3 separate regions of the Mus musculus genome follow, and all the other regions are linked to region 2. The links are chromatin loops, found by intact Hi-C in ENCODE. Cell type or tissue: heart. All regions are shown on one strand.

Region 1 (4,000 bases), 160 kb before region 2:
GACCTTGAATGACTGGATATGGAGATGAGGTCCTAATCGACAGTAATTAAGGTTAAAAGAAGCCAAAAGGGCAGGCTCTTGTCCATAAATTGTGTAGTCTTATAAGAGGAACTGGAGGTTGGAGGTCAGTGTGCGGGGGAACCAGCTCAGCAACTGAGAGCACTTGTTGCTCATGCAGAAGACCCAAGTTTGCTTCCCAGCACCCACCCCACGTGGAGGCTCACAGCCATTGCATATCCAGTTCTGATCTAATGCCCTCTTCTGACTTCTGTGAGCACCAGGCACACACATGGTGCTCATACACACATTCGGGTGAAACACATAAACATAAACTAATAAAATAATAAATCTAAAACATTTTTAAATACCAATTGTGAATGCTCAGGCAACAGGCAGCAGTTTACAAGCAAGGGAAAGATCCCTCCCTCCCCAGAGACAGACTGTATCAGACCTTGATCTTGGACTCCTTGCAGTGATAGGAAAGCAAATTTCTTAAGTCAGGCAGTCTGTGATATTTTGCTAAGTTAACCTACACAACCTATTACAGATACATACCCAGTCAAGGCAATTCCAGCTTGATATTACTTAATACTAACTGTAGATCCATAAATTTGTTGGATAAAGCCACAGTGGTGTGTACCAAGTAGAAAGTAAATAAAACTAGTTGATATCCCCTAGAAAGCAATAGAACAGGCTGTTTCATAGTCTTTACACACCATGAGTGGATACTCATGGACCATCTTTGAAGAGCTCAGTCAAAAGGGCAAAGACATAGTTACTATTAATTTTAGGTAGTCTCTTAAAATATCCCCTTAACTACATAGAGGATATTCCCTTCAGCAGGTAGAAGTCACATTCCTGCTTGAACTTAAAGTGAATGATATCTTTCCTAGGGATGTACTTCTTGGGGTGATACCTTCAATGATTTCATCATAGTTTAAGCACAATAAAAGCTTACTTTATGCTCCAAGGCGAGACTACTCTGCATTATTCAATTAGCGTAGTACTCAGCCTGTGACTATTGGAATAAAATTTGACAAGGGATCTCTCTCTCTCTCCCTCCCTCTATCTCTATCTCTATCTCTCACGGCCCCAGAATGGGGTGTAGAATGTTTTCTTACTTTAGAAACATCCCAGACACCTTCAGGTTTATAAAATTCTGGTTTTGAATGGAGGTGGGGGAAGAAACAAGTGGGATTATTGCCCAAACCACTATCATACTGAACCCTTCACTGCATCTTTTAACTCTAAAGAGATCAAAGAACTTCACCAAATACAATTTCATTTCTTCCATACACTTTTCTGGGAAAAGGACTCAGCCTCTAACATAATCTCAAAGAAGTAGGAAAAAAAAAATGAATCCCCTCTTAAAGTGATTTGCTTTAGAGCTGGATGAAGCGCTTGGTCTCCCTGCGGCCAGCCGGGTGTCCACACTGCCGGGTGTCCACACCCGTGTCTATCCACACCCGTGTCTATCCTGTTGTCTCCAGCTGGCTTGCTGCTCACCGGTTCTTTGGTTTTATTTCCCAGGCATGTTTGCACTGCTTGCTCCTTGGTAGTCACCCTGCTTCTAACGTCAAGGTTCTATCAGAGTGGCTTTTGAACGGCTGTCCATTTGAGTGCAACTAACCTCAATCATTCATCAAGACAGCCCACCCCAGCCCCCTCCCCCCTTTTCTCTGCATTCTTTGGAGCAACCTGACCTTCCTAAGGTGTTGGAGCAGCAGCCCATCCCTTCTTCCCCTTTGTACTTTGGTCTAGAAACCGTAGATTTGGAGGCCGTACTTTTAAGCGTGTCAGATCATGTTTCCACACTACCATTCCCAGGTGATGTAAAAAATCTTTTCTATTCCCACTTAAAACATGTGGTAAGAAATGGCGCCTACAGTAAGTGCACACTTGGCTCCCCAGAGAAAAAGATTACATAAAACTCCCAATGGCCATTGGCGGACGGCAATTATTTTGGTATTTCTGCGTCAAGTGGCAGAGTCTATGCACCTGCTATGACCACTGTTTCCCTAAGAGCCTGCACCCCCTTGCACTCCTCACCTCTAGTATTCCTCTCCCCAAAACACCATTCCAAGCACCCCCTTTGCATATAACTTCCCCTACAGTCCCCAGGGTGGGGATAAGAATTGATGTTCGCTCCATCCCATAGTCTTCTCAGCAGTACATGCTCAAATTTCTCTCTGTTTGCTCCAAGAGCGCGGATGGGTAAGTTCTTCACCCCCTCTTAAAAGTTGCCTAAAATCCGCGTCTGGCCCTGGCACCGCCCGCCTCTCAGACAGAGCGAGGGCTGGCCGCCAAGGAGCCACGATCCCTGGCTTATTTCTAAAGGCAGGTTCGCCTCCGGGAGCCGCAGAGGGAGGCCGGGCAGAGCGCGGCGTCCGTCCGGGGGGGCAGCTCCACGGGCCCGGGCCGCTCCGGACGCTGAACCGCGCGGCCTCCGGCCCATGCCGGGTCGCCGCACGGCCGAGTCCAGCAGTGGCGGCGGCCCCCGGGGGATGGCGGCGGCCGGGCTCCGCCAGCAGGTGGTCCCGGGGTCCCGGCGGCGCCGCCCCCTTCGACGGCGCGGCCCCTACTCCCGCGGGGGAGGTCAGCGCCCCGGCCGCCGCTCCGCACCCGCCGCCGCCGCCCTCCCTCGGCTCGCCGCGTCCCCCGGGCCGCGTCCGCAGGCTGAGCCCAGGCGGGCCGCGGCGAGCACCCCACAGCTCCGCGCCCCAGCCCGGCCCCGCTCCCAACGGAAAGTTGGGCTGCGGCGGGCTGCGTTCGGGAAAGAGCGAGGCGGCATGAAGGGGCACCGAGGGGTCGCCTAAGACACCGGGGAGGCGGAGCCGCGCGCGGGGACAACTTCGCCCCGGGCGCGCAACCCCCGGCCGGGCTCGCGGTGGTTCCTCCCGTCCCTCGGCCTCCCCCGCCGATCGCGACGCGGACCTTGGTCCCGGCGGCTCCGCGGCGGTGACACGAGCCCGCCTCAGCCGCCGCCTCAGTCTCCTGCCGCGCCGCCACCTTGCCCGCACCATGGAGTTCTCGGAGAGGAAAAGAAGCAGGAAATCCCAGAGCTTCAAACTGGTGAGCCGAGGTAAGCTGCCGGCCCGGGGACAGCGGCGGGAAGCCGGCGCCGCGCTCCGCGCACTCGGCCCCGCGCGCCCCGGCCGCCCGCGGGCTCCACGCCGGGGGCGCGCCCGCCCCGACCCCCTCGTCCCCGCCCGAACCCGGGCCCCCCGCGGGCCGCACACGCCCCGCCGCGGGGAAAGTTGTGCCTGAGGGGGACCCACCGGGTGTTATTGAAGGTAAACAAGTCGGAGGGCACGTCAGGAAATTAGCAAACAATGACACCGGGGAGCCGAGCCCACTCTGGGGTGCCGCCGCCACGGCGGCCGCTGGGCTGGGGTGGCTGAGGGTTTGCCTGGCCGGCAGGCCGAGAATAGACTGGGATTTGTTTTTGTTTTCGTTTTTTTTTTCCTTCCCCCACGCAAAGAGAAGGAGGAGAGAAAAAGATGATCATTGTTCTTTTTAAGAAGAATCAGCTCATTAGGGAATCGAAGCTCAAGGCAGAAATTGTTGACATACAGCATCTTTTCCAGTTGAGTGATTTGGGTGGAAAGGTAGTTTTAAGATTATCTCGTATACCAGTCAGACAAGTGTCGCATCACAAGAAATAAAGAAAAATCCAGCTTGGTCCTGCCGACTAACAGGTGTACAGCACACTCTTTATAGGCGTTTATTTTGTCCGGGGAGGAGAAAGTTGAGTAGTATCTCCTCTGGGTTCTGTTTCTTGTTCGAGTCCATCTTCCTGATTTGAGTCTTTAAAAAATGGTGCCAACTCGGACAAGAAACACCTGTCAAAATGTATCACCTTAATAATCGAGAATGGTGATACCCCCCCCCCAACCTCCCCAGAGGTAATGGTACAAGTTCTAATATGAGCCCACACTCTTTAAATATCTTTGCATTAACTTGGGTCAAAGCCAAATCAGAGAAGCGCTCCACTTTCCCT
Region 2 (4,000 bases):
ATGCGGATGACACACAGATTTGCATCTCAAAATTCCAAACTGCTTTCCCAGTTACCTGGAGTACTCAGCAGGCACAGAACTTAGCATCTTGAAGGTTGAAGTTATTGCAAAACTTGTTAGCTTCCCAGCAGTTCCAGTATCAGAAGTGTCAATCACTGGTCATTCAGTCCCCAAAATTAAAACTGGGGGACCTGGCCGGGCAGTGGTGGTGCACGCCTTTAATCCCAGCACTCGGGAGGCAGAGGCAGGCGGATTTCTGAGTTCGAGGCCTGCCTGGTCTACAGAGTGAGTTCCAGGACAGCCAGGGCTACACAGAGAAACCCTGTCTCTAAAAACCAAACAACAACAACAACAACAACAACAAAAAAAAAAAAAAAAAAAAAAAAACCCTGGGGGATCTGATACTTACCCCTCTCTTCAGTGCACATTAAATCACACCAAACCCTTCCCTTCTGCTGCTCCCCAATGCTTCCAGTTCAAGTACACATGCAGGCTTAGTACAGCTTCATTAAAACAATAACCCCTAACCCAGGGTATTATTCCTCCATCACCACTGAGAAAGAGCATCCTTCAACATTAACAAAGAGCTAAGTCTCCTTGGAGGGACACACAAATCTAGACATGGGGTCCTGCTGTGTCATCCACTTTTTTTTTTTCTCATTGTGAAATCTTTTGAAAAAAAAAATCACTTTTTTTTTTAACTAAGTGAGGAACAAAAAAAAGTTACATTGTTTAAAATGCAAAATCAAATTTAAAAGGCAGAACCGGACAAATGTAACTGTATAACCCTTTCCCTCTGGCTTTGGAGTCCTGGTGTGGTATCTGGTGAGGCTGTGTTTGTGTCTTCTGACCATTCAGAAGAAACTCCACGTTCATCAACGATAAATCGATGTCCGAAGTCTGATGCTAAGGAGCCCAGGTGCTACTGTATTCTCCCAAATGTATTGTGGAGAAAAGACACAAAGGCAGGAGATGCCTGTGTCCATCTCGCCACACTTTGCACCCTAGATCCCACTCCTAAGAAACAGGCAAATGGCAATTTCAGGAATGAAAAGGACATCTGCGGGGTGTACGAACCTAAAGACAGCCAAAAGATACAACAGTTCTGCTTCTAAATAATCGGGAAAATGCGAACCTATTCCTAACCAAGTTTGCTCTGCTCAGCTTTCCAGAGAAGTCCTTCGAAGGGACACGCTCTGCACCAGCAATGCAGTACGAAGTCGGAAATCTGAAGTTACTTCAAGTGAAACCGCATTACCAATGTCAATTCAAGCACACAGGATTAGTCTGCCATGTTTACTTGGACATGAGAAGAACAAATGGTATAACCCGGACAACATAAACTCTCCCTCCCCAAAATGCAGATCAAAGATTCAAGAAACTTCACAGAGCATTTGCATATTTCACTGGGACTCCAAAGAAATGCGGAGCTACGCTCAAACAATAGAATGAAGAAAAGATGGGAGTCACTGAGAATGGAGCGCGGGGTTAAGTTGGGTTTTCAAATGTCTCACTGGGGGCGACCTTGGCTCCTACACTCTGCACATTGTTCCCATGGGCACAGTCTCACTGCAGCAGAGATTCGGGAGCAGGTATTGCATCCCGTGGGTGATGCGGGGATCGCACCCAGCCAGGTTGTGCAAAAAACAAAAACACTCTGTTCCCTTCTCGCGGGACAGAGATGCGAAAGTAGGTGGCCCCCATCACTCAAGGTTGCTGCCAGTGCTGCTCGCAACTTTTGAAATCAATCTACCCCCCCCCCTTTTTTTTCCTTTCTTTTTTCTTTTGCATCATGCAACGGATGCCACCGTTCCTGGGGTTTGCAACCCCCCACCCCCTCCCCCGAGACCAATCATTGCCGCGCTCGGGCCTCTGCACAGCGCCCCCGCCCCCTTCCCGGGCCGCACGCAGCCACCACCGCCGCTGCCACCGCCACCAGCAACCCGGAGGCGCTCCGGCCACCGGCCCGCCGCCTTAAAGGGAGGTGGCCGCTCTTAAAGGGACCCTCACGCGCCCGGCCGGCGGGAGCGCGGCGGCCCGGTTCCCGGAGGGCCGCGCCCAGCCTAGGCCGAGCTCCACGCGGCGTCCGAGCGCCCGGCGGTGCCGCCGCCACCGGGAGCAGCATTTTTTTTTTTTTTTTTTTTAAATTCAGGCGACGCTTAAGGGAGCCCAGCGCGCCCGGTGCATTGTGGGAGCGCCGCGGCCCGTTTTCGGGAGGAGGCGGAGGGCGCAAAGCGAGCCGGTAAGCGGCGGGCCTGGCGAGGGGGGGCGAGGCAGCAGGCTTAAAGGGGAATAGCGGGCCGCAGGCCCGGCGCGGCCGTTGCAAATCCCCCTCCGGGCCGCCCGGGACCGCCGGGGAGCCGTGCACCGGGGCCCTTCGCGCGCCCTGCCTGGAGAGGGGGCCGAGCCCAGGCTTTGGTGGGGCCGCTTTAAAAAAGAAGCGCCGCCCGCGCCGCTGCCTCCTCCGCCGTCGCCGCCGCGGCACGCGGGGCCGGGGTTGGGAGGGAGGAGCGGAGGGGGAGGGCGGCGGCGGCCACGCAGGGGTTAATCTTTTCGCCCGCCGACATTTTTGTGTGGCGGCGCGGACGGCGAGCCCGCGCGCGCGCGCGCTCTGCCTTAGCCGCCCAGTGTCCTGGCGCCGAGCCGCGGGCCTCCCCGCCCCCACTCGGCCCTCGGGTCCCTCCGGTCCCCGCCGGCGACGGTCTCCGCGGCAGCGGCGACGCGGGGCCTGCGGTGCAGCATGGCCCTGCCGGTGGCCTGCCCGCGGCAGCCGCGCGGCGCGGTACAAAGAACGCGGCCCGCGCCCGCCGTGCCTTTAAAGGCGGCAGCCTGAGACTTAAGGTGTCCCCTGAGTGGCATCCTCCGCGCCCGGCCCCATGGAGGGCGCGGGGTCCCGGCGCGCACGCCGCGGCGCCCGGGCCTGTGAGCACGCGCGGGGCCTGGGGGCTGGCGGGGAGGTAGGTGTGCTGCCCCACCGCACCCCGCTGCCCGAGCCCGCCTCCCGCGGGAGCGAAGGGGTTAAACGCGGGCTTTAAATATTCATGTCATTGTTTTAAAGGTGTAAACATGTGGCTTCCAGGTCGGACGCACTCCCTCTACCCAAAGCACACCCCAAATTCCATCCTTTTCAAATAGCTGGAGTTTCCTTTGAGGCCAAACCGTGTGACTTAGGTCTCCTTGCACTTGGGAGTTTTTTAACTGCTGAGTTTTCTTGATGTAAGGCGTTTTTAAACTTTCCTAACCAGAAAGTGTAGGGAAAATAAGGTAAAAGAAAGGTGCTCTTCGGAGTCTCTCTCCTGCCTTTTGGTTGAGGCCGTGAGGATTGGAGGTAGGAAAATAGATTCTTTATAAAGGGAAGTCTTCCCGTTTTGTACCAGGTAGAGGTGAGGCAGGCATTTTTTGCAAAATGAATGTGATTTTCCAAACCTTTCTTCGAAGGTGAATTTTAATTCGCACTCTTTCCAAACTGTTAAATGGCTTCAGAATGCCCATTTCGGAAACTTGCTTGGCTCACACTGCTCTGTAGAGAAGTTTGGTTTCTATGAACGATGAGCGAAATCCGTGTCGGTAGTTTCCCGCTGAAATCATTGCTCATGTCATGTTTGTGATGATGGTTTGGATTGCCGAATTTGGGCTTTGTGAAATTTAGTTTAAATGAGTGATGTACTTCCTGGGGGATGGAAAACTATATAAATGGGAATTATGTTTTCAATCATAAATTTTATGGGAGAAACCGACCCTAAAACTTAGGGTGTCTGTAATCCTATGCCCAATAAAGCATCAGTCAGAAAGTGTGTAAACCCCGGGAGCACTTAACTGGGTTTTGAATTAGATGCAACCGGAAGAGCTGGTGCGGAAATGCAGTGCGTGGTACCCAGTGCCAGACGACTAGTGATCTCATGAGATACTGTTTCTTTTTGTAATGAACTAGCGAGTTTTGTCAATGGTGTGTGTACTGGTTTGTTAGGCAGGATGTTTGCTTTCTAGGAATGTTAAAAAA
Region 3 (4,000 bases), 230 kb before region 2:
CCACAGGGAGAACCTTGGAGACCAGCTGCAATCCCATGGTTCCCTAGTCCCTGCAGCTCTGGGCATTCAGCAGTGTCTTGTACAGGACAGGAGGAGACCAAGCACCAATAGTTGGCTGAGGCCATCCTGGCTGGGCCCACCAGCACCTAACAGGCTATATAGAGAACAAAGGAGTAACTGGCTAATATTATCCTGGCTGGGGCTACGCAGGTCCAGGTCTACCAGCATCTGACATGCTATACTGGGAGAGGAAGGGACTTGCAGTCAGCACTAGAGTGAGAAGATGACTGGGAACCAGAGCAGAGGTCAGTCAGAAGTTGAGGCCTTCGGTCAACATGCTGGGCCTGGGAGAGTATTTCTGGGTATAGCTGAAATAGTGTGTAGGGTTCCAGTGCCTAACTGTAATAGAGGCCTCACCACTGGCTCTGTGCTGCTGGAGACATGAACACACACACACACACACACACACACACAATAGAGGCCTCACCACTGGCTCTGTGCTGCTGGAGACATGAACACACACACACACACACACACACACAAACACAAACACACACACACCATTCCTCAGATTCCATCTGGAGGATTGTGACCTTTCCCAAACTTTGTCTCCTAGAGCTTTAACTAGCATCTCTGTTCATCTCTCTGGTTCCTCACCATCCCCATGCAAACCCTATGTAGTTGTTTCTAATCTATACTGATTGTCTTGTCATTGACAAGCCCAAGGGTCCCTGCCATGCTCTCCCCCAATCCATAAATATAAACACACACACACACACACACAGAGCTTTTATTCCTCAAAAGGCACTATTATTGATATCCAGAAAACATACTTATCAAAGAAGATGGTGGGATACATAAAGGAGTCCAGAGAATTAATAACGAACGTAATTTAAAGTATGGAGAATAACTAACCTAATTTAAAGTCCGGAGAACTAATAACTAGCCTAATTTAAGTTTGCAAGCAGTTTTAACACTTCACAAAAAAATATGTAAGTATCTAAAAAAAAAAAAGTCACACATGAATTACTTAAATTATCAAGAAGATGAGATTTAGAACCATACAGAAACCTCTCCACCAAAAAGACAGGCAACATAAACCGCGGGCAACAGTGCAGACTAGCCAGCCTCTGACATAGCTCATAGATGTGCAACATTTTGAATGACTTAGGCATGCATGTACTCTGTAACCCTGCGGTTCCAAAGGGATAGGGCTCAGAATCTGCTCAACCAATTCTGAGAAACAGCTCAAACACTCATCCCTAGGAGAATGGGTAACCAGATCTACTCAGACAACAGAATACAATTTCAGAAAATTAATACATACATACATACACACACACACACACACACACACATACATACACACACACAGCAAAGTAATACCCCGAACATTCTAATCAAACGAAGCTCCATATGAAAATGTACATCCTATTGATGTGACATTCTAGAGCAGGCAAAACTGAGGTATAAATAAGTTGCTTCGGTGGGTAATCCACGCAGGGACTGGAAAGTGGACATTGCTATTTTATCTCCTCATGGAGAATGGGTTACACAGGTGTTTGCACTTGTCAAAAGTCACTGACTAATAAACAAGATTTTTACACACACGCACACAAAGAGGAACAAACTCTGCACTCTATGGCGTGTGCCAGATCGCTTAGGAATAAAGCCGACTAACTCTGCAACATGCTTTGGAATTGACAATGACTAGTATGCTGTTTTATCACTCTGCCTGCGGCGGATACTGGTTAGGACAGCAAGCGCCGCCGAAGTGAGCCAGACTAGGCTTGACATCCATACTCTGCCCCTTGCTAAGCCCTGGGCCAGCAGCTTGCCCGGGACAGTGGCGGATCTGTCAGCCCCGTGCCCGCCCCAGACCCTCTCAGGACCATCACCCTCCCGCCAACACCGCAAGCACAGTCCACCACCCTCAAGCCCGAACCACAGCTCCGGGACTCACCACCAGCAGGTTCCTGTCCTCCACCAGCTGCCGCTTCCGCAGAATCTCGGATTTCAGGATGTCCATCTCGCTCCCAGGGTCTAAGTGTCTTCACTTTGACTCCCCAGCTCCTCGGCGGTAACCTCACCCGCCAGGGGAGGGGGAAGAGGACAAACCACGAAGCAACCAGAGCCCAATTATCGGAAAACAACAACTGCCGGAGCCGCTTCCGGCGGAAATCAGGATGAACGAAAGGAAGGTAGGGAGCGCCCCTCGGCGCGAACGCGGCCAAAACCGCTGAGTATTGTTGCCCCCTAGCGGAACCCTCCAGATACACACTTGTGATTTCAGTAACAGGTAGAAAAGAACAAAAGGCCGGGCAAAGGTAGCACAGGCCTTTAATCCCAGCACTTGGGAGGCAGAGGCAGGCAGATTTCTGAGTTGTCTCAAAAAAAAAAAAAAAACAACTGTTTGTCTCTTTAAATGGTTATTGTGCCCGATTGAACCAGCTTGTATACTCCTAAAGTTTGCTTCATAGTTCCTCAATTTACTTATTTGCCAAGAGTGCTAACATACTAGAGAATGAGAAATACATAAATAATACAAGTTTTAAAATGGCAGTGTTTATTAATTGCCTATTCAACACCCTGTAAATTTATTGTGTTTTCTGGTTATGCAATCAGCAATGAAGATTTTCAATGATGATTGGGAATATAATCATTCTTTCTTATAACCTAGCCCAAGAAAAAATATGTTGAAATTCTACTTTGATTTGTTTTTATTTTTATTGTGATTCAGGCACTCACTGTGTTGCCTGGGCAGGTCTCAAACTCTTGCTATCAAAGTAATCCTCCTGCCCCAACCGCAGAGTGGACCTCCATACTTGGCAGAGTTTTGGTTTTGTTTTGTTTTTTTTAATCTTAGAACCATTTATAACATATCTATTCTTGGTTCCATGCCATGAAAGCATCTTTGTTTTTAGTTGTCATAATTCAACAATATTTTATGTTACATTTTTCTATTCTAGAAGTAGTGAAATAACATTCAATTCAAACTCAAGTGTAGGTAAGATGGTTTATCAAAATAAAAACTGAAAGGATTGCTCATTAGAAAGTTTTATACTGGGGCTGGTGAGATGGCTCAGCGGTTAAGAGCACTGACTGCTCTTCTAAAGGTCCTGAGTTCAAATCCCAGCAACCACATGGTGGCTCACAACCATCTGTAATGAGATCTGATGCCCTCTTCTGGGGTGTCTGAAGACAACTACAGTGTACTTACATATAATAAATAAACAAATTTAAAAAAGAAAAGAAAGTTTTATACTGTGTGTGTGTGTCTGTGTGTGAAATAGGATATTTCATCTAAAAGATATCTGAGGACCAAAAAGATGGCTGAACAGCTAAAAATAGTTGCTGCCAAGACTGATGACCTGAGTGCAGTCCCTGGGAACCCACATGGTGGAAAGAAAAAGTAGATTCTCAAAGTCATCCTCTAACCACAACCACACCACCACATACACACACGTATACACACGCACGTTCACAACCACACCACCACATACACACACGTATACACACGCACGTTCACAACCACACCACCACATACACACACGTATACACACGCACGTTCACAACCACACCACCACATACACACACGTATACACACGCACGTTCACAACCACACCACCACATACACACACGTATACACACGCACGTTCACAACCACACCACCACATACACACACGTATACGCACACACGTTCACACATGCAACTGAAGAATAAATGACTAAATGTGGTAACTTTTTTAAAAAGTAAAAGATGCCTAACTTCTGTCCTTGGATGAAGCATGCTGACATTCTTATGTGAATAGTTGTTACCAGGGTCAAACCATTTACCCACATCCTTCTGATTTAGGAACTAGAGATGATGACCCCCAAACCTGAAGTGTTGGCATAGCTTATACAGTTCACAGAGAACCAGATGGGACACTATCAGGGTAAACTCAGAAAAGGCTATCTCCTCTTCAATTCCCATCTTTGACTTCTATGTTTATGCAAA

Evidence for each region. Hi-C counts contacts between places; a loop is a spot of excess contacts. Peaks named below come from ENCODE experiments on the same cell type or tissue, not always from the same donor. Only the 100,000 strongest peaks of a DNase experiment are listed, where the experiment ranks them.
Region 1: a loop joins it to region 2, with 2.5 times the contacts of the local background. A loop is called at or near these places in 5 of 42 quality-filtered maps.
Region 3: a loop joins it to region 2, with 3.0 times the contacts of the local background. A loop is called at or near these places in 6 of 42 quality-filtered maps.

Annotation. Positions count from the first base shown.
Region 1 is chr2:4,715,211-4,719,210 of GRCm38, forward strand. It overlaps Bend7 (BEN domain containing 7), which reads left to right and starts at 2,621. Exons shown (of 9, transcript NM_178663.4): 1 at 2,621-3,082. The coding sequence starts at 3,022. In heart, a CTCF peak has its summit at 2,485 (motif pointing right); DNase peaks (open chromatin) are centred at 2,611, 2,771 and 3,161; H3K4me3 peaks cover 2,352 bases; H3K27ac peaks cover 1,146 bases; H3K27me3 peaks cover 2,203 bases.
Region 2 is chr2:4,879,619-4,883,618 of GRCm38, forward strand. It overlaps Sephs1 (selenophosphate synthetase 1), which reads left to right and starts at 1,946. Exons shown (of 9, transcript NM_175400.6): 1 at 1,946-2,242. In heart, no CTCF peak of the experiment used is centred here; DNase peaks (open chromatin) are centred at 2,253 and 2,403; H3K4me3 peaks cover 3,078 bases; H3K27ac peaks cover 3,118 bases.
Region 3 is chr2:4,649,953-4,653,952 of GRCm38, forward strand. It overlaps Prpf18 (pre-mRNA processing factor 18), which reads right to left and starts at 2,183. Exons shown (of 10, transcript NM_026045.4): 1 at 1,964-2,183. The coding sequence starts at 2,029. In heart, a CTCF peak has its summit at 2,268 (motif pointing left); a DNase peak (open chromatin) is centred at 2,129; H3K4me3 peaks cover 1,364 bases; H3K27ac peaks cover 768 bases.